Linked DNA regions of Mus musculus: region 1 is linked to region 2. Evidence: chromatin loops called from intact Hi-C (ENCODE). Cell type or tissue: heart. All regions are shown on one strand. Each heading gives the region's core, and the rest is flanking DNA. Links, peaks and the distances in the headings are about the cores only. Region 1 overlaps Ctps2 (cytidine 5'-triphosphate synthase 2). Region 2 has its middle 91 kb from the start of Rnf138rt1.

Region 1 (9,853 bases), core at 985-8,984, 720 kb after region 2:
ATATACTAGCATGGGAAAATTGTTTCAGGTTTAATCTTCAAAAAGGATAAAAATGAAGTAGGGCACAGTGATCATACCTATAAAACCAGCACTCAAGAGGCAAGGCAAAAGGATTGCTATAGACTCAGAACCAGCACAGGGTGACCTTATCTTGAAAATAGGGTGTGGGGGGAGTATATTTGAAAGGTCCTCTTGACCTCTCTTCCTACACTGAACCTGATCTTCCTCACATCCCCAAAGTTCATCTGCATTCTCCCTCTAACCAACACTGCCAGGACCTTTTGAGCCATGGAATTCAGTTGCTCACTAAGTTGTAGGCTGGCTCCAACAATGCAAGACCCATGTGTGTTCTCATTCCTCCTCTTACTCCTCCTCCTCTTGTGTATGTGTGTGTGTATGCTTACTCGTATGCATATATATGCCCATATGTATGCAGGAGGTGCACACATATGTGTCTGTGTGTAGAGGCCAGAGGACAACCTTGGATTGCTTCTTCAGGAGCCATCTACCTTGTTTTAAAATTACTTTTGTGTATATATATTGAGTGAAGCATATGTATATATGGTGTGTGTGAATGTGCATGTGTGCATGCATCCATTCATGTACATGCAGACACTAGAAGAGAACACCCTGCTCTACCATTCACTTGATTCCTTTGAGACAGGATCTCTCACAGAACTTGCAGCTAGACTGGCAGCTAGCAAGCCCCATTAAGGAAGCTCATGTCTTACACACACACACACACACACACACACACACACACGTAATTGGAACACAGCCACACTCAACTACAATCTCAGCACTTGAGAGATGGAGCCAGGAGGATCAGGAATTCAGGGTCTTCCTTGGCTGAGTACGGAATTTAAGGCCAGCCAAAGATGCATGAGACCCCTATCTCAAAAAACAAATTGAAACCTGTTAAAGAGAGTAGGTCTTAAATTTTTTTTTTTTTTTTTTTTTGGTTTTTCGAGACAGGGTTTCTCTGTGTATCCCTGGCTGTCCTGGAACTCACTTTGTAGACCAGGCTGGCCTTGAACTCAGAAATCTGCCTGCCTCTGCCTCCCAAATGCTGGGATTAAAGACGTGCACCACCACGCCCAGCCTTAAATGCTTTTACCAAGCTCACTGAACTACATGGCTAGTAGATGCTGGTGTGATTTTAGTAATCATTTCATAATGTATATATACACCAAAGCTCACTTTGTACATGTTAAATACATACAATTTTCTATGTTCATTTTTAAAAAGGACCATTTTTCTTCCAGTCATGATGGCCCCTGCCTAAGGCATCTTTTCCTGTGCCCTCCCCCCACCACCCCTTTACAGAGTCTGCTGTCTGAAATGGGCCAGTGCAATTTGGAGTGAGCACCCATTAGTGAGTTTCAAGAGTAATCCATAATGATAACAATAAATGACCGACTCCATGAATGCTTTAAAGCTAATGTATTTGTCAGGCTTTTGTACCTTGAGCTCAGTGGGAAATACCTTAGAAATAAGTATTTCAACCACTTGATTTTTTAAATAGAAATGACTGAATGGTAGTGGGAGGAGATACTTGGGGAAGGGCACTGTTTGGAAGGCTGTCCACTTTAGAGTCCTAAATGCAGCATTGCAAATGAACAACCAACACAATTCCACTTGCAAGCAACCCGGGGATTTGAGAGACCAGGATATGAGAGACCGGTGTATTCATTACTTTTCTTGTTGTGACAACATGTTGGACAAAAGCAACTTAAGGAAGAAGGCAGGGGAGGAGGGTTTGGCTCACAGTTTGAGAGCATCATGAAGAAGGTAAAGAAGATAGGCTGAGAAGGAGGCTAACGCTGTGGTGCCAGTGTGAGGTCCATGTTCTAAAAGCAAATCAATTGCCCAAGTAATATAAGTTGCCCAGAAGGTTACGCTGGGGTAGATTGTCTGGTGGTTGTTTACTTGTTCGTTTGACAGAGTCTCATGCAGCCCAAGCCAACTTCAAACTCCTGATTCTCCTGTCTCTACCTCCCAGGTGCTAGGATCATGGGGTTATGGTCTTTGGGGAGATTTGTTATTGGTTTGGCTCTTTGGAGTCTTGATCTTGTTTTTACTTTAAAAAAAAACTCTTAATTTGCATAGCATCAAATGCTGTTGAAAAATAAGTCAAAGGAAAATACCTCAAACAGGGCTTCAACTGAAGGTAGAAAAAAAATGTAATGCATTCATTATGTTTAATGCATAACATAAATTACCCTTCATAGGAATCAGCTTTTAACTGTAACTATTTCACGAATCAGATGTCAAATTATTTTTAACTCTGAAAATTCCTAGTTTAGAAAGAGATAAATGAAGGCATAACTATGATAAAGAACTCCAATCAGAATATTATCAACTACAACTCTCTCAAATGTCCATTTGCATCTTGTTAAAACATTTCTAGCCATCGCATGAGTGGTTCAGTAGTAGAATTCTAACCTGGGGCTGGACAGATGGTGCAGCAGTTAAGAACAGTTGCTGCTCTTGCAATAGATCCACGTTCAGTTCCCAGCACCCACATGGCTGTTCACCATTATCTGTAACTCCAGTTTCAGGGGATCTAATACCCTCTTCTAGCCTCCCAGGGCACCAGGCCGACCCATTGTGTAGAGATACACATGCAGTCCAGACACTAGCACCCATAAAATAATAAACTAATTTCTAGGAAAAACACTTCTAATCTCCCACTTTTCTTTCAATTTGTAAAATATGTATATTCCTGTATATCTGTATCTATGGCATGTGTAGGAACCCACAGAGGACAGACAGAAGAGATAGTTACATTTCCTAGAGCTGGCATTAACAGGCCATGTCTAATATGGTGCTGGAAATGAAATTTGGGTCCTCTGGAAGAGCAGGAAGCACTACTGAGCCATCTCTGCAGGTCCTTCCTCACCTCCTTTTACTAATACCACCATCTGAGTGTCCATATACGTCTTGAAGGCAACACATGCATTCTGTTTTCATGTTATATTTTACATGAATTCACATTTTTGTTTTTTAATGATATTTTACTACATTGTGTGTGTGTGTGTGTGTGTGTGTGTGTGTGTGTGTGTGTGTGGTGGCATGTGCCACAGTGATTATGGGTATCAAAGAGCAGCTTCCAAGAACCTGTTCTCTCCTTCCACTATGTGGCTTCTAGGAATCAAACGGATCATCATGGTTTGGGGCAAGTGGTTTTGCCTGCTACACTATCTCCCTTGCTATTCTGGTTTTGTTTGCTTATGTTTGGTTTTGTCTTGTTTGGAGGCAGGGTCTCACTATATGATGGAGGACAGCCTAGAACATACTCTACAGGCCTCCAACTCACTATCCCTTTGACTCAGCATGATTCCAATGATGCCATCATGGCTAGATTATTTTTCTCCACTGATTTAAAAGCTAAAAAAAAAAAAAAAAAAAAAACAACAACAACAAGGAAAAGCAGAGCCTCCAGTGGGAGCCGAGATCCAGAATCCCGAATCTGAGTTTGTATGGAGAGCTGACAGTTTTATGTTGGGGGTTTTCTTTCTCAGAATTGCCTAGTTTGGGCTATTATGGAAGATTGGATAATCCAAAGTGTGGGAAGCCACATGTGCCGTTGCAGAGTGGTGCTGGCTACCACTGGCCACTGCCCATGATTATGGGTAAACAACCAATGTGCGCATGTGCATAAGAGGTTTTTGCCGAGTCACTGCCTGGCCCGACGCAGATTAATGAGGTACTGGTAGCATAACCAATCAGGTATGGACATGTCACTCCTAGGCCTATGTAAGCAGCACCATTTCTGGGCTCAGGGTCTTTCGCTTATGCAGTCAATGCTCTCCCAATAAACGTGTGCAGAAGGATCCTATTGTGGCGTCGTTCTTGCTGGTGAGTCGGGCGCTCACACCAAAGAAAAGAAAGCTGACTGGTTCCCACCATATAAAGCCCCAACCTCTCCCAGGAAGTTTGCGAGTCCCACCAAAAAGGCTACCAAGTCTTTGTCTTGTAGAGGAAAAAGAACCAAGAAGTCAGCCATCTTAAATGTTTAAGTGAAAAGGACATTAATTTACTTAAAGCTCCTTTTCCTGTCTGTTTTCCTGTCAGGGAGCTCTCTGATACCTAGTCCCTCAGACTGATAACAGTTAGAATGAAAGTCAGCTATGTTCCCAAGAAGCCTCCTCTAAATGCAGCTGAGACGACTTTAAAGCAGAAAAGAGACCAGAGTTGCTACAGATCCAGAAGTCTTCTGCAACCCTACAAAGTGTTCTATTAGCTCTTGTAGATAAATCAAGGAAATAACATGATTATAACAAAATTGTGTTCTCTTTCCTGGGTACTACTCTTAGACTCAGCATATACTGTAGAAGAATACACTTTACATATGCCTGTTAACGAATCTATTCCGAATAATCATCTCTCTGACAATTTTGGAAGCAACCATAACACTTCTCATGCATTCCAACAAGGTAGGGAGGTCATGACAACCAATGAAATGAAACAGACTGTAGCAGCGGACATATCGTAAGAGAGGCTCCTGATTTCCAACATGTTTACTTTCTTTAGCTGGAAGAGCAAGAATGGCCATGCCCACTAAGTATTTGCTACCCACCCAAGTAAAGTCACTCCTCAGGCATTGTGCTCTTGGCTGCATTATGATTCCATCCCCCCCTTTAATAAGACTTTCAGCCATCAGCACAACTGCTGGTTCTTAAGGCTATTTTTCTCCGGCAAAGTGATCTCAGCACATAAAGACATTCAATAGCAATTAGGTTTTATTGTTCTCATCTCACTTATGTGTATAGGAGCCATTGAAATGTAAAATGCACACATCCTCTGACTTGGCAATTTCCCTTCTATGGATTCATCCCACAGATGTGCTTATGTGTGGATACAGAACATATTTGTACACAGAGGTCAAAATGTAAAGTGATTTCAGGCTACAAAAAGAAAGCATACAGCCTAAATACAAGACTATAAACAATTCAATAAGTGCAGTAAATCCTCTCATGTCCATGGTACACACAGCGAGACAAGCCATCAAAGGTAATAATAGGTGATCAATACAAAGTAGGAACAGTGTCTCAAAGATGCTAGCTAAAGTGGCTGTGGGTGTTGCCCAGTGGTTAGTGCACATGGTGTCTTGAGTTACCATTCATTGCATTGCTTGCCCCTCCCACAAAAGAGTATATGTCCATCCACATATATGGATAGGTATACACACACACACACACACACACACACACACATGCACATACAGGCACACACAGCATGCATGCATTCCTGAACTAATAACAGCACAAAATAAAGGTAGTTGCCTCTGTGGAAGAGAAGTAAAGCAAACTGAGACAAATGAAATCCTTTGATGCGTTTTTCTGTAGACTTAACTTTTTTACCCTGTGTGTCAATTATTCTTTCATGTACACACACATACAGTGTTAAAAGCTGTCATCCAAGACTTAACCTCGACAAAGCTGTCTAATAGCGGCACCTACTGGCAAAATCCCTTCTTAGCTCAAAGTAGCACCTCAAAAAGAAAAGCCATCATTTTCCTGGCAGCACCACTACAGCTATTACTCAGGAAATACATTTCTATTAAAGCCTCCTAAGGATTTTTTTTTTTTTGCTGCTATGAGACCTTCTGAGCATGAGGCTTAAAAGTACCATCTGGCTGGGAAGTGACGGTTCATTATGGTTTGAATTGAAAGCTATAAAACGGCATGAATATTTCTATATCCTTCCATGAGGTAATCTCCAGCACATAGTACCAAGTTAAGAAAAAAAAAAAACAAATCAGGAAAACATGAGAAAAATGTACTATGGTGCATATTAAAAGGGTAGGAGTTACAGATGAACAAACACATTTGTTTATATTTTTAATTAATTTTAAGATTTATTTTTATCTATGTATATGAATCTTTTGCCTGCATGTATATAAGTGTACCATGTCTATGCAGTGCCCACAAAGGCCAAAGGAGAGGTCAGATCCCCCTGGAACTGGAGTTATAGGTGGTTGTGAGCTGCTTTGTAAATGCTGGGAACTGAACCCAGGTCCTCTGCAAGAACAGGTGCTCTTAACTGCTGAATCATCTCTACAGACCCTATTTACATTATTTAAAATGGAAAGATCGGGCTAACAAGATGGCCTAGTGAATAAGGATGCTTGGCACCAAGCTAATAATCAGAATTCTACCCCCAAGACTTATATGGTGAAAGGAGAGAACCAAATCCCATGAAAGTTGTCTCTACTACAGCACGCACATGAACTGGGACACATACACACCCACATAAAATGTTTACACCACAGATTCCTGATGTCTGTGTGTTTGAACACTTGTTCCCCAGCTATGGTGCTGTTTAGGAAAGCAGAGGACAAGAGGTTTAGTTGGCAGATGGATGTTGGACTGTTTAAGATGGAATGCGGGTTAATAGGCCAGCTCTGCTTGGCACTTGTTATTGTCTGCCTACAGTGTAAGACAACATCATGCTCCCACCAACATGAAAAAGAACTAGTCCCACCCACCACATCTATCATGATGGTGTGTGTGTGTGTGTGTGTGTGTGTGTGTGTGTGTGTGTGTGTGTAATTCAAATTAAACCATTCAAGGCTCAGAAGTAGTTAACTCGGTTGAGTGTTCCCTAGCATTCACAAAGCCCTGGGGTTCCATCCCCAACACTACATAAAGGAGAAATAAGGGTACATACCTGGAGTCCCAGTACTTGGGAGGTAACAGCAAAAGAATCAGAATCCTTGGTTATATGAGACACTGTCTTAATTTTAAAAACAAACAAACCAACACTCCTCCCTTAAGCTACTACAGTGGGGATTGCTCACATCAGAGAGATAAGAAAAAGTAAGGCGTATAAAGGAATAAGAATGGTACACATTTTTGTTTTTGAAACAGGACCCTGGTTGTTCTGGAGCTCACTATGTAGATCAGGCTAGCCTCAAGTCACAGCTATCCGCCTGCCTCACCTCTGTCTCCCAAGTACTGAGATTAAAAGCATGTGCCACCACACCCGGCCTGCACCATACATTCTTAACTGCTGAGCCTTCATTTAAGCCCAAAGTCAATTGTTCTTAATGGAGACAGTTCTACCCGTGCCCTTCTACCAAGGGACATTGGCTACTCTCTGGAGGGAATTTTAGTGTCATAATTAAGGACAGAACTAGTGGCATCTAGCACCTCACACATGAGAAAATAATAATAATAATAAATTAAAAATCATCTATCCCTTACAACTGAACACTTATAATACAAAGAGCCCAACTAAAATAGACCAGGAATGTAAATAGACATTTTTCCAAAGAAGGAGCAAAAGTAGCCATTCCATACATGAAAGATATCCAACAGTTATTAGCAATGGGGTAGGGTGGGGTGCAAATCAAAGCCCAGAAGAGATGCCACTTCACTTCCACTACAGTTGCTGTGAGGTCAGACACAAACAGTAACAAGTGCTCCAGAGAACGCAGAGACTGAGGCCCTCACTCACAGGATGCTGGTGTGTATGTTGCTGCCCCTTTGGCAAACAGTCTGGTGGCTCTTTACTAGACTAAGCATAGTTATCACATGACCCAGGAATTCCACTCCTAGGTGAAATGAAAACATGTTCCTACCAAAGCAAAAAGCAAAAGCAAAAAACCAAAAACCAAATAAAAAACTCACCCATACATGATTGTTCACAGAAACATTATTAACAATAGAGAAAAAGTAAGAGCAACCCAAATGTCCATCAGTAGATGAACAGATCGAAAAAAAGCACATATCATCACAAAAGAACAGTAATTAACCATAATAAGAAATTAATTAGGAGCAGACCATGGGTGCAAACTCCGCAGCCAGTCCCACAACACCCAGAGGAAGCTCCACTCCCAGGCGCTCTAAGGCACCCAGGATCATAGGATCTGAGGTAAGGAGGGTACAACATCTGCCCCAACACCATGAGGAGTAACTGGGACCAGTGGGATCCAGGGACACAGGAACCCCACCCAACCAGCAACACGGGTTCCTTCCAGTCTGGGCCAGAGCCCTGAGCAGACCTTGGGCCTGAACTCTGCAGCCAGTCCCACAACACCCAGGGGAAGCTCCACTCCCAGGCACCCTAACATGCCCAGGATCCCAGGATCTCAGGGGCTTGCTCACACCAGGATCTCAGAGTCCCAGAGGCAGCTTGACTCCCAGGAGCTCTGACACACCCAGGATCTCAGGATCCCAGGATCCCAGAATCACAGGATCACAGAGACAGTTGGACTCTGAGAAGTTTTGACACAACCAGGGTCACAGGAAGGACAGGCTCCAGTCAGACATAGCAAGAGCAGGGAGCAGTAACGAGAACCAGACAGCAGGAGGCAAGCTTAAGAACATAAGCAACAGAAACCAAGGTTACTTGGCATCATCAGAACCCAATTCTCCCACCATAGCAAATCTTGGATACACCATCACACTGGAAAAGCAAGACTTGGATCTAGAATCACTTCTCATGATGGTGATAGATGACATTAAGAAGGACATAAGAGCACTGACTGTTCTTCCAAAGGTCCAAATCCCAGCAACCACATGGTGGCTCACAACCATCCTTAACGAGATCTGACGCCCTCTTCTGGGCATCATATGTACTTACATATAATAAATCTTAAAAAAAAAGGACATAACCCCCTTAAAGAAATGCAGGAGAACACAGGTAAACAGGTAGAAGCCCTTAAAGAGGAAACACAAAAATCCCTTAAAGAATTACAGGAAAACACAATAAAACAGGCGAAGGAAAGGAACAAAACCATCCAAGATCTAAAAATGGAAATAGAAACAATAAAAAAAAAAATCACAAAGGGAGACAGCCCTGGAGTATGAAAACCTAGGGAAGAGATCAGGAGCCATAGATGCCAGCATCAGCAACAGACTACAAGAGATAGAAGAGAGAATCTCAGGTGCAGAAGATTCCATAGAAAACATTGACACAGCAGTCAAAGAAAATGCAAAATGCAAAAAGCTCCTAACCCAAAACATCCAGGAAATCCAGGACACAATGAGAAGACCAAACCTAAGGACAATAGGTATAGAAGAGAGCAAAGATTCCCAACTTAAAGGGCAGTAAATTATAGAAGAAACTTCCCTAACCTAAAGAAAGAGATGCCCATGAACATACAAGAGGACTACAGAACACCAAATAGATTGGAGCAGAAAAGAAATTCCTCCTGTCACATAATTATCAAAACACCAAATGCACAAAACAAAGATAGAATATTAAAAGCAGTAAGGGGGAAAGGTCAAGTAACATATAAAGGCAGGCCTATCAGAATTACACCAGACTTCTCACCAGAGACTATGAAAGCCAGAAAATCCTGGACAGATGTTATACAGACACTAAGAGAGCACAAATGCCAGCCCAGGCTACTATACCCGGCCAAACTCTCAATTGCCATAGACAGAGAAAACAAGATATTTCATGACAAAACCAAATTTACACAGTATCTTTCCACAAATCCAGCTCTACAAAGGATAATAGATGGAAAACACCAACACAAGGAGGGAAACTACATGCTAGAAAAAGCAAGAAAGTAATCTTTCAACAAACCCAAAAAAGGATAGCCACAGAACATAATTCCACCTCGAACAACAAAAAGAACAGAATTTCCTTAATATCTCTTAACATCAATTGACTCAACTCCCCAGTAAAAAACATAGACTAACAAACTGGATTCGTAAACAGGACCCAGCATTTTGCTGCACCAGGAAACTCACCTCAGGGACAAAGACAGACACTACCTTGTAGTAAAAGGTTGGAAAACAATTTTCCAAGCAAATGGTCCCAAGAAAGAAGCTGGAGTAGCCATTATAATATCGAACAAAATCGACTTAATAATAGAAACAGATGTATAAAAGTT
Region 2 (9,853 bases), core at 1,291-9,290:
GTACCCCCGGAGCTCTTGACTCTAACTACATATGTATCAAAAGATGGCCTATCCTTTCATCTCAGCTCCAAACTTTGTCTCTGCCATGTAGAGACTGCCATATCCAGGGATCCACCTCATAATCAGCATCCAAACGCTGACACCATTGCATGCACTAGCAAGATTTTATCGAAAGGACCCAGATATAGCTGTCTCTTGTGAGACTATGCCGGGGCCTAGCAAACACAGAAGTGGATGCTCACAGTCAGCTAATGGATGGATCACAGGGCTCCCAATGGAGGAGCTAGAGAAAGTACCCAAGGAGCTAAAGGGATCTGCAACCCTATAGGTGGAACAACATTATGAACTAACCAGTACCCCGGAGCTCTTGACTCTAGCTGCATATGTATCAAAAGATGGCCTAGTCGGCCATCACTGGAAAGAGAGGCCCATTGTACTTGCAAACTTTATATGCCCCAGTACAGGGGAACGCCAGGGCCAAAAAGGGGGAGTGGGTGGGTAGGGGAGTGGGGGTGGGTGGGTATGGGGGACTTTTGGTATAGCATTGGAAATGTAAATGAGCTAAATACCTAATAAAAAATTTAAAAAAAAAAGTTGGCCTAGTCGGCCATCACTGGAAAGAGAGGCCCATCGGACACACAAACTTTATATGCCCCAGTACAGGGGAACGCCAGGGCCAAAAAAATGAGAATGGGAGGGTAGGGTAGTGGGGGGGGGGGTATGGGGGACTTTTGGGATAGCATTGGAAATGTCATTGAGGAAAATATGTAATAAAAAAAGACAAAAAAAAAGAATTGCTTACTGCTCTAAAGAGAGATGGTGTGTTCATTATGTAAGACGGCTTGCTGCCTGTGAAACTGCCCTTAAACATGTTTATGTCCACAGATTTGTATTTATATCAGCTTTGATCCAAGAACTCATTTACTATAATGGACAGCAGCCAATGCCGAGACTCATTGTTGGTCAAAATGCTGAGAATAAGTGCCTATTGAATGCTCAGCCCTAACTGGGACATCTATGTCAATATCACCATCTCCAAGACTTAGGGGAAGATTGTAGAAGAGAGAGGTGAAAGAATTAAGAGCTGGGGTAACAGGGGGAAGTGCTGTGGAACATGGTCGTTCCAGCAGGACAGGGCTGCTGCATTTGTGAGATTACACCAGCTGTGATTTCCTGAACAATATCTGTATGAGAGAGGGGCCATTGACATTCTGTCATGGAGGAACGGAACGGAGGCCCTTAACAGTTACTGGGCATGGGGAGTGTGGTCAAGAGATCCGACACATCTCTAAGGATCTACAGGCAGCTAATGGTTTCCAGGGGAGGAAGATACTCTTTCTTCACTGGTGTAGCCTCTTGTAAGTTGCCCATGCTGCTGTAAATAACCCTCAACCTATAAGCTTTTAAGTATCCTTAATTAAACACATTTCTTGCTAACAAATGAATGGATGACTATATTTTAAAAAACTTACTAATTCAAACAAATAAAAAACTGACAGAAAAGACTGCTTGCTATGCAAACATCTTTGTAAGAACAAGATATAACAGAATTATACCAATGGGGGAATTGTCTTCTAACAGGAGTAGGAGGCAAGAGATAAATGAAATATGTAGGATATGTATTTCACATATATTACATACCCTTCTACATATATATGTAAAATTGTGTGATGATACTTTGAAACACAGTCGACTTTAGAGTATTTTTATATTTTCCAGAGATAATAAATTAAAAGCAAAATCTATGTGATAGTCTCCATATAAGTCATAATAGAGAGACCCAAGACTGTGATGCTGTCTAGTCCCTCTCTCGTGTCTTTTCTTCAGATATCTGGGATCTAGTCAGCAAATGTCATCGGAGGCCAGATGATTATTGACTTGCTCACGTGGTGGCAAGTTTTGTATGATTAATTCAGACCTCTACAGGTCTAGTCACTACTGCCTTCTTCACTTTTTATTGCCATGATAATATAACCCAGAACACTTATAGGAAGGATTGAATTTCCACCTTGGCATTCCTCGGTGTACTTCTGCATATGTAAGTCAAATAAACCTTTCCATTCCAAGTTGGTTTTGGTCATGGTGCTTCACTACAACAGTAGTAACCCTAACCATGACAACCACCAACTGAGAACTAAGCCTTTAACACATGAACCTTTTGGGAGAGATACTTCATATTCAATTCACAGCAAATGTCAATTGTGAAAGTGAGGAATATTGAGGAATGGTACAAATGACCTCGTGGTTTCTAATCTTAGGAGAGCAAATACACACTGATGTATGTAACTCATACAAATATATAATGCTTATGTATATAACACATATATAATGCACACATGGTTGAGGTGGAGGCACGGGGATTTCGTTCATGTGCAAGCCATTTGTTCACATGAGTATAATCAAGCTGTCGAAAAGGGAAATCTTGAAAATAATACCAATGTGTTTTCAGCAAATATATGTCTTTAAAGTATATATGCCTTAGTAAAACATAAGCGTGTTCCTAGTCTAAAAACAGAAGTGTCTAAACTGATGTATGGATGTCTTATTCCCTATACACCCAACACCATCCTCTCTCCAATATTTCATTTCCCTCCCAGGAGGTGATTGCTGGAAACAGTTTGTTGTGTATTCTTCCAGGCTAGTGTCTACAAATTTACATACATTAATATGTAAAGGTACAAATATAGTTTTATAAAAACATAAATGGGATTATCCTGTGCATAGCCTCATATATTCTCCTTTTTTTTCCTTCAAAAGTTTCTTGGAGGTATTCCAAGGTATTCTGTTGCATAGAATTCATGGAATGGATATATCATATTTGAAATACACAATCTAAGCTCATCTCTCAGAGCTGCTGAGAGTCTATCATAATTGTTCTGGACACATGTAATGACTGCATTTTGTACCAAATAACCTTCATAGACTAGCCTGTGTCCCTTTGAATCTATAATCTAAGATACACTGACACAACAATATATCAGTGATGTGAACTGGGTTTTGTTTGAGATTATAATTTATTTATAACATTGTTCTTCCCTCTCCTCCCCTCAAACCCTCTGTATACCTCTCCATGCTCTTCTTCAAACTTATGGCTTCTTTTTCCCCATCAACTGTTAGAGTCTGTATAATGCTCCCTGTACATATGTTTTCAGGGCTGACCATTTGGCACTAAACTAATTGGTGTGTTTTTCATTGTAGAAGAGCCACCTCTCCCATTCCTAGTTTTCCTCAGTTTCCCTTGGTTGTTTGTGTAAGGTTGGCTTTTCCTCCATCCAGTTTGTCATATTCATTGCTGCCATCCTTGGCCAGATAACATTTGGTCAGTCATGTTGGTGAAACTCTACGAATGTAGCTTCTGATATTGCTAGCTTTTACTTATCTTTCTACCCCCTCTTCTGGAATGTTCCCTGGTCCACTCCTGGTGCACGAGTGTTTTGTGGACAGGATGGGGATGCACAACTCTTTGTTTTGATTGGTTGTAGTTTTCTCTGGTGGCCTTCTTCTGTATGCACACTTTTATATACTAATAGCAATGTTTTGAGACCTTTGTTTACAAAATGTATTCTAATTGTAGATGAAGGGAGCTTAATGAGGACTAGATACTTATGAAGTGTCTCTTCATCTATCATTTATTAGTCACAAAGGAAAATTTAGACAGTGAAGGAAGGAGATTTTAATCAAATGACCAAAATTAACATCACTGATAGAGCTAAATGACTATCATATGCTTATAGCTACAAAACCCTGAGTTAGACACAAGATCCCCTCTGTAGTGTTCTGGCCAGATAGGTGTTATTTGGATCAGATCATGGAGAAACATAAGCTAAATTCGTATGAAGTGACACTTTTTAAAATAAACAACTCACAGACTTGGAAAATAATGAAATAAAATATTGACAAAAGGCAGACAGATACACAAAGCAGGCTTAGGAACTGTTCCAAATCATTGTAGTCTAAATATGCATGACAACTCAACACAGTGTAACCCTGGATAGAATCTCATAGTAGAAAAAAATACTTTAATGTACATTGCCAAAACAATCAATAATGGAATATGGACTCTAAACTGGTTACTATATACTCGGACTATGCTCATGTGAGATTATATGCTGGGGAAATATAGGTTGTTCTGGGAAGCACAGGAAATAGAAACCAAAGAATTGAACAGCCAATAAGCCTGTTGGCTGAAAATAGTTTAGAAAAAAAAAACATGCGTGTTCTCTGTTCAAGGGTGAGTAGTGAACAAATCCTGAGTGAACGTGTGTTCATTTGACTTGAGCATGACCATGCAAAGACTCCAGTACTTCAGACACAAAGCAATGGCAAAGCCTTCCCTGAGGGAAAGTAAAGCCTCAGATTGCTCTCCTACAGAGACCCCTACTCAAATTAGCTAAGCTACCTCCTGGTTCAGCTGTATATATTTAACCATCCCCTGCTTCAGTTGGATACAATGAACCCACCTCCTTCACTCACATATACAAAATAAACATGTTGAGTTTCCTGGCTGATCCTGGTGCATCTCCATCAGACCATATAGCCCACCCACCCAGCCCCCTCCCTCTGTGTGTGTGAGTGTCTGTGTGTATGTGTGTATGTGTGTGTGTGTGTGTGTGTGTGTCTGTCTGTCTGTCCGTCCTTTCTTCATTCGCTGGTCGCCCTGATCAGGCCACTCCCTAAAGTTGTGCGTGCGAAGGCACTTGTGTGGGACTAGGTACTGATAGACTTATGGTAACACAAAAGTGGTGGCTGACTAATCGGTGGATATAGACATGTGTAAATTTTTCCAACTATAATTGCAAATTTTCTCTAAGATAGATGCGATTTCAACTGAGTCATTGAAAAGCAAGTCTTGGTTCCAAGAGCATGAAGAGAGACCTGGAGTGTATCAATTATGGATTTGGGTGATTGATGTAGAGCTCTATTCAACCTTTTTGCCTGCTTGAAGCAGGCGCTTTTGGTAGAACTTTGGGGGAATGCTTCTTTTTAAATGGACTCTGCAGAGATAGTTCACACTCACTCTTGTCTATAATCTAAGTTAACTTTGACACAACCATGTATCAGTGATGCACTCCCAATTAGGAACTACCCAAACATCCCCATTTCCAAAATACAAGTAGCCAAATAAGCATCTTGTTTACAGGGGCAGAAGATAGTGTATATTCAAATTTGCTTTGATATTTTATTTATTTATATTTTATGTCTATTAGTGTCCTGCACATGTATCTAAGCACCACATGCATGCAGTACCCAGAAAAGCCAGAAGAGGGCATCAGATCCCCTAGCACTAGGCCCCTCTTCCTGCTCTTGCTCTCTGCTCTTGGCTTTGCTGTTTGCTTTTCTCTCTCCCTCTCCCTTTCCTCTCTCTACCCTCTCCCCTTCTCCCCCCTCTCCCTGTCCTTACAGACGGTTGTGAGCCACCACCATGTGAGTGTTGGGAAATGAACTTGGGTCAAGAACTTGTATTTAAAATGATACGTTGTTGTTTTAATAAGAAATCGTCTTGTATCCATCGTGCCCCACTAATTCCCCTTCTCCTGAGGCATTTCGTTAAGTTGTGCTTTGGCAGAGAAATTTGCTCTTGAGTTTTATTTTTCACTTTTTGTAAAGCTGGTGGGGTTAGTGAACAATGGAGTATGCTTTAAGTTTAGAGAAACAGAAAAACAAATTATTTTTAAACGATCAATAATCTCTCTTTTTTCTCTATCTCTGGATTGCTCTGAGGAACTAGCACAGCAATTATTTTAATGGATTTCTTGAGATATAATTCACATACATACATTTTATCTGTTTAAAAGTGAACAATTCAATAGTTTTTAATATATTCCCAGCAGTGCAATCACGACTACAATCCAATTGTAGGACATTTTCATCACCCCCTAAAGAAACCCTGAGCCCATTAGTGGTGAATCTCTATTCTCTTTAGTCCCCTTTGCCCAAGGCAACCACTAATCTACTTTCTATGTCTCTGGATTTGTAGGTTTAGGATGTTCCATATAAATGAGCCCCGACAGTCTATGGGATTTGTGTCTCGTTCCTTTTGGAATTTTTGCGTGATGTTTTCAGGTCCAGTCAGTTGCAGCATGTCTCAGCACTTCACTTCCGTTTATGGCAGGATCATATCCAATCATACAAACCAAATTCTGCTCCATGCAACACATTTTTGCTTATCCTCTTATTACATGATGGACACTGAGTTGTTTCTACTTTGCTACCAGAACATTGATTCTCAACCTGTGGGTTGTGCCCCCTTCAAGGGTCAAACAGCCCTTTTACAGGGGTCACCAAAGATCATCTGAAAGCACGGGTATTTACATTGTGATTCATTACAGTAGCAAAATTACAGTTATGCAGTGGCAACAAAAAGAGTTGTGTGGTTGGGGTCACCAAGACATGAGAAGCTGTACTAAAGAGTCACATCATTAGGCAGGTTGAGAAGCAATGTGCTAGAATATGTTGCTATGGGTATTGCTGTAATGATCTTTGTCTGTATATTTTAACTTTAACAACTCCTGCATGTATTCCAGACACACATATAAACACAGACAGCTAGATGACTGGTTGATAAATAGCCAGCCAGCCAGATAGATAATAGAGGGCTAACAGTGGAACAGGTGGATCATATGTTGACTCTATTTAATGTCCTATGTAACTGCTAGACTGTTTCCCACCAATGCATTACTGAATATGAGCAGTATTTCAGGCTTCCAACACTTGTTTACTACAAGTACTACATTATTATTATTATTATTATTATTATTATTATTACCATCCTAGTAGGTATGAAGTGGAATTTCATTGTAATTTGAATTTTCATTTACCTAATTCCTAATGATGTTAACCTTGTTTTCATATGCTTGTCATTTTAATATCCCCTTAGGAGAAAGATCTATTGACATTTTTGCCAACCTTTTAATTGGGTTATCTTTTTATACGTGGGCTGGAAGATTTTATACATTTCCCACACATGCTATTTATTAGATATGGAAGTGATCATTGGAAATAGCAATTTATACAGGTTAACTATCATTGGGCTGCCTTTTTTTCCACTTAAATTTTTTCTTGGATGTATTTCAATTTTAGTACCAGACTCAATTAAAAAGAAAGAAAGAAACTTTTCAAGTAAACTTATCTCTTGATGCCCTCAAGGTATTAGCTCTACAATCCCCCACAGATATAAAAATTTATGTATGCTCAAGTCCCCTACATAAAATTGTCTTGCATTTGCATATAACCTATGCACAGTCTCTTGTATCCCTTAAATCATCTGGAAATGACTTATAATACCTACCATAATGTAAAAGGCTATGTAAATAGTTGTTACACTATATTGTTCAGAGATAATGACAAGAAAGAAACCTGGTTATACTCAAGATAGAAGCAATTCTCTTTTTTTTGAGTACTTATAAATGAACTCTTTGAAGGTTTCCCATGCATATATAATACATGTATATATGTATTTATGTATGCACAATGTATCTTGGTATATTCACCACTCATTCCCTCCCTCAAACTCTTCCTGAGATCACCACAACATATGTCCCTCCCAGCTTCATCATGTTCTCTCTCTCTCTCTCTCTCTCTCTCTCTCTCTCTCCCTCTCTGTGTGTGTGTGTGTGTTTAAATAGACTCAGTCCAATTAGTGCTGTCCATGTGTTCATGTGTGTGGAGTTATCCTTTGGGTAACCTAGTGGTGGCCAATTTCCCTAAAGAAAGGTGACTTCCATTCTCCCAGCAGCTATCAGCTGACAGTAGAGCAGGAGCGCAGGTTGGGACATCAGGATCCCCTCTTGCTCCCAGTTTGGAATTTTTAATGGGTTTGATCTTTTACAGGGAGTGTGCAGATAACCACAGCTCTTGTGAATTCATGTGTGCACTAGCCGTGTCATATCCAGAGGACAGCACTTCCCAGCACTCCTCCTCTTCCCACACTCTCCCTGAGCCTTGAGGTGAGGAATTGATATATGTGTCCTCTCTGCTGAGGAGCACTCAATGGTCACTTAACCTCAGCACTGTACCCAGTTGTGAGTCTCTGCATTAATTACTGCCCATTGAAAAAAGACCAGTACCCCTGAGCTCTTGACTCTAGCTGCATATGTATCAAAAGATGGCCTAGTCGGCCATCACTGGAAAGAGAGGCCCATTGGACACGCAGACTTTGTGTGCCCCGGTACAGGGGAACGCCAGGGCCAAAGGGGGGGAGTGGGTGGGTAGGGGAGTGGGGGTGGGTGGGTAAGGGGGACTTTTGGTATAGCATTGGAAATGTAAATGAGCTAAATACCTAATAAAAAATGGAAAAAAAAAAAAGAAAAAAGAAGTTTCTTTGACAAAGGCTGAGAGCAATATTGATTTATGGATGTACTATAAATAGTTTTAAGATAGTTGGGCAAGATGACCATTTAGCACAAATGTAGGCGCCTCTCTAGTGCTTAAGATCTCCACAGCTATGGGCTTTTGACCATGTTCATGGTACAAGGCATGAATTACATCTGTGCAATCAAGGTAGCACTTTTCTGTGCTCACAAACAATCTTGCCACTACCACACCATTGAGCTTATCTTGCCTGAGATTACTATTGTAGTATGAAGAGTCCAGCATTGGGTAAAAACACTGATTCCTTTTCTCCATCACCAGCCTTCATTGCACCTTTCAGCACTATGAAAAGTATCATCCGGGAATAGTTGACTCTAAGAGTGCAGAAATCATGGATGTAGAGTGCCAGCTGACTTTATCAAATATTTATAAATTACAGTTTACATACACAGGTACACATGCATGCACTTTTGGGAGTTGGTTCTCCCCTTCTACTGTGTAGACCCCAGGGATCAAATTTAAAGTAGTTAGGATCAATCCTCTATTCACTGAACCATCTCAGAATGTATGTATGCATGTATGTATGTATGTATGTATGTATGTATTGTGTATGTGTGTATGTATCATTATTAAATATTATAAAATATGTGTTATATTTTTAAAATTCCTGTCATAATTGCCACCTAAATAAGGTCTTCTGGTCATATATTTTCAAAAGGTATATTTTAAACCATAGTCAGTGTAGAGCTAAGCTGCTATAACAATATGCCCTCAAATATATTAGCTTAAAGACACCATGCTTATCTCTCCTTCACTTAGCACTGCTGGCATGAATAGTTGCCTTAGTACTGTGGGCTGTCTTCTCAACACATTCCTATATCTGAGAAACTGAAGACAGTAAGATGCTCATTTCTTCCTCATATCTCCTGCCACCTAAATGATTAGATGGATGGCCTTCCTTGTGACCAATTAGCTTCCTAATTCTACCTGGGTAACATGGAACCATGAATTTGGGGGAGGTAGAGGTACTAATTGCTGCTAAGGGATTCATTAATGATATGATGTATCTAGAGCCATAATATAGAAAGGGGTTGGAAAGAGACAAAGCTGGACAAATACAGGATCTTGACTGCTAAGTTAAGGACTAACAATTTGGTTCTGGAATGTTTCTGATAGGCCTGTGTATGTGCTGGGCTTGGTCTCCAGTTTGCTGTTATGGAACGTGGTCGGTGTTTTCAGAGGAGTAGGCTTAGTGGGATATCATTTGAGGTCATTGGAGGTTTACCCATTTCTCTCTTTGCTCCTAGCTTGTCATGAGGTGAGTGTGTGTGTGTGTGTGTGTGTGTGTGTGTGTGTGTGTGTGTGTGTGTTATGTGCTGGTTAGTTTCTTTTCAACCCGACACTAGGTAGGGTTATCTGGAAAGAAGGAACCTCAACTGAGAAAATGAGTCTATCAGACTGAGCCATAGGCAAGTATGTAGGGGATTTTCTTGGTGGATTATTGATGCGCATGATTTCCCCAGGGCATGTGGTCCTGGGTGGT

What was found. Peaks named below come from ENCODE experiments on the same cell type or tissue, not always from the same donor. Only the 100,000 strongest peaks of a DNase experiment are listed, where the experiment ranks them.
Region 1: a loop joins it to region 2, with 4 times the contacts of the local background. A loop is called at or near these places in 7 of 42 quality-filtered maps.

Annotation. Positions count from the first base shown.
Region 1 is chrX:162,945,606-162,955,458 of GRCm38, reverse strand. The region is part of intron 13 of Ctps2 (cytidine 5'-triphosphate synthase 2); the gene reads right to left. Among named protein-coding and RNA genes, the nearest start is that of S100g, 14 kb to the left of the region's middle. In heart, for the core only: a CTCF peak has its summit at 5,462 (motif pointing left); no DNase peak of the experiment used is centred there.
Region 2 is chrX:163,665,494-163,675,346 of GRCm38, reverse strand. No RefSeq gene overlaps it. Among named protein-coding and RNA genes, the nearest start is that of Rnf138rt1, 91 kb to the left of the region's middle. In heart, for the core only: a CTCF peak has its summit at 5,254 (motif pointing right); no DNase peak of the experiment used is centred there.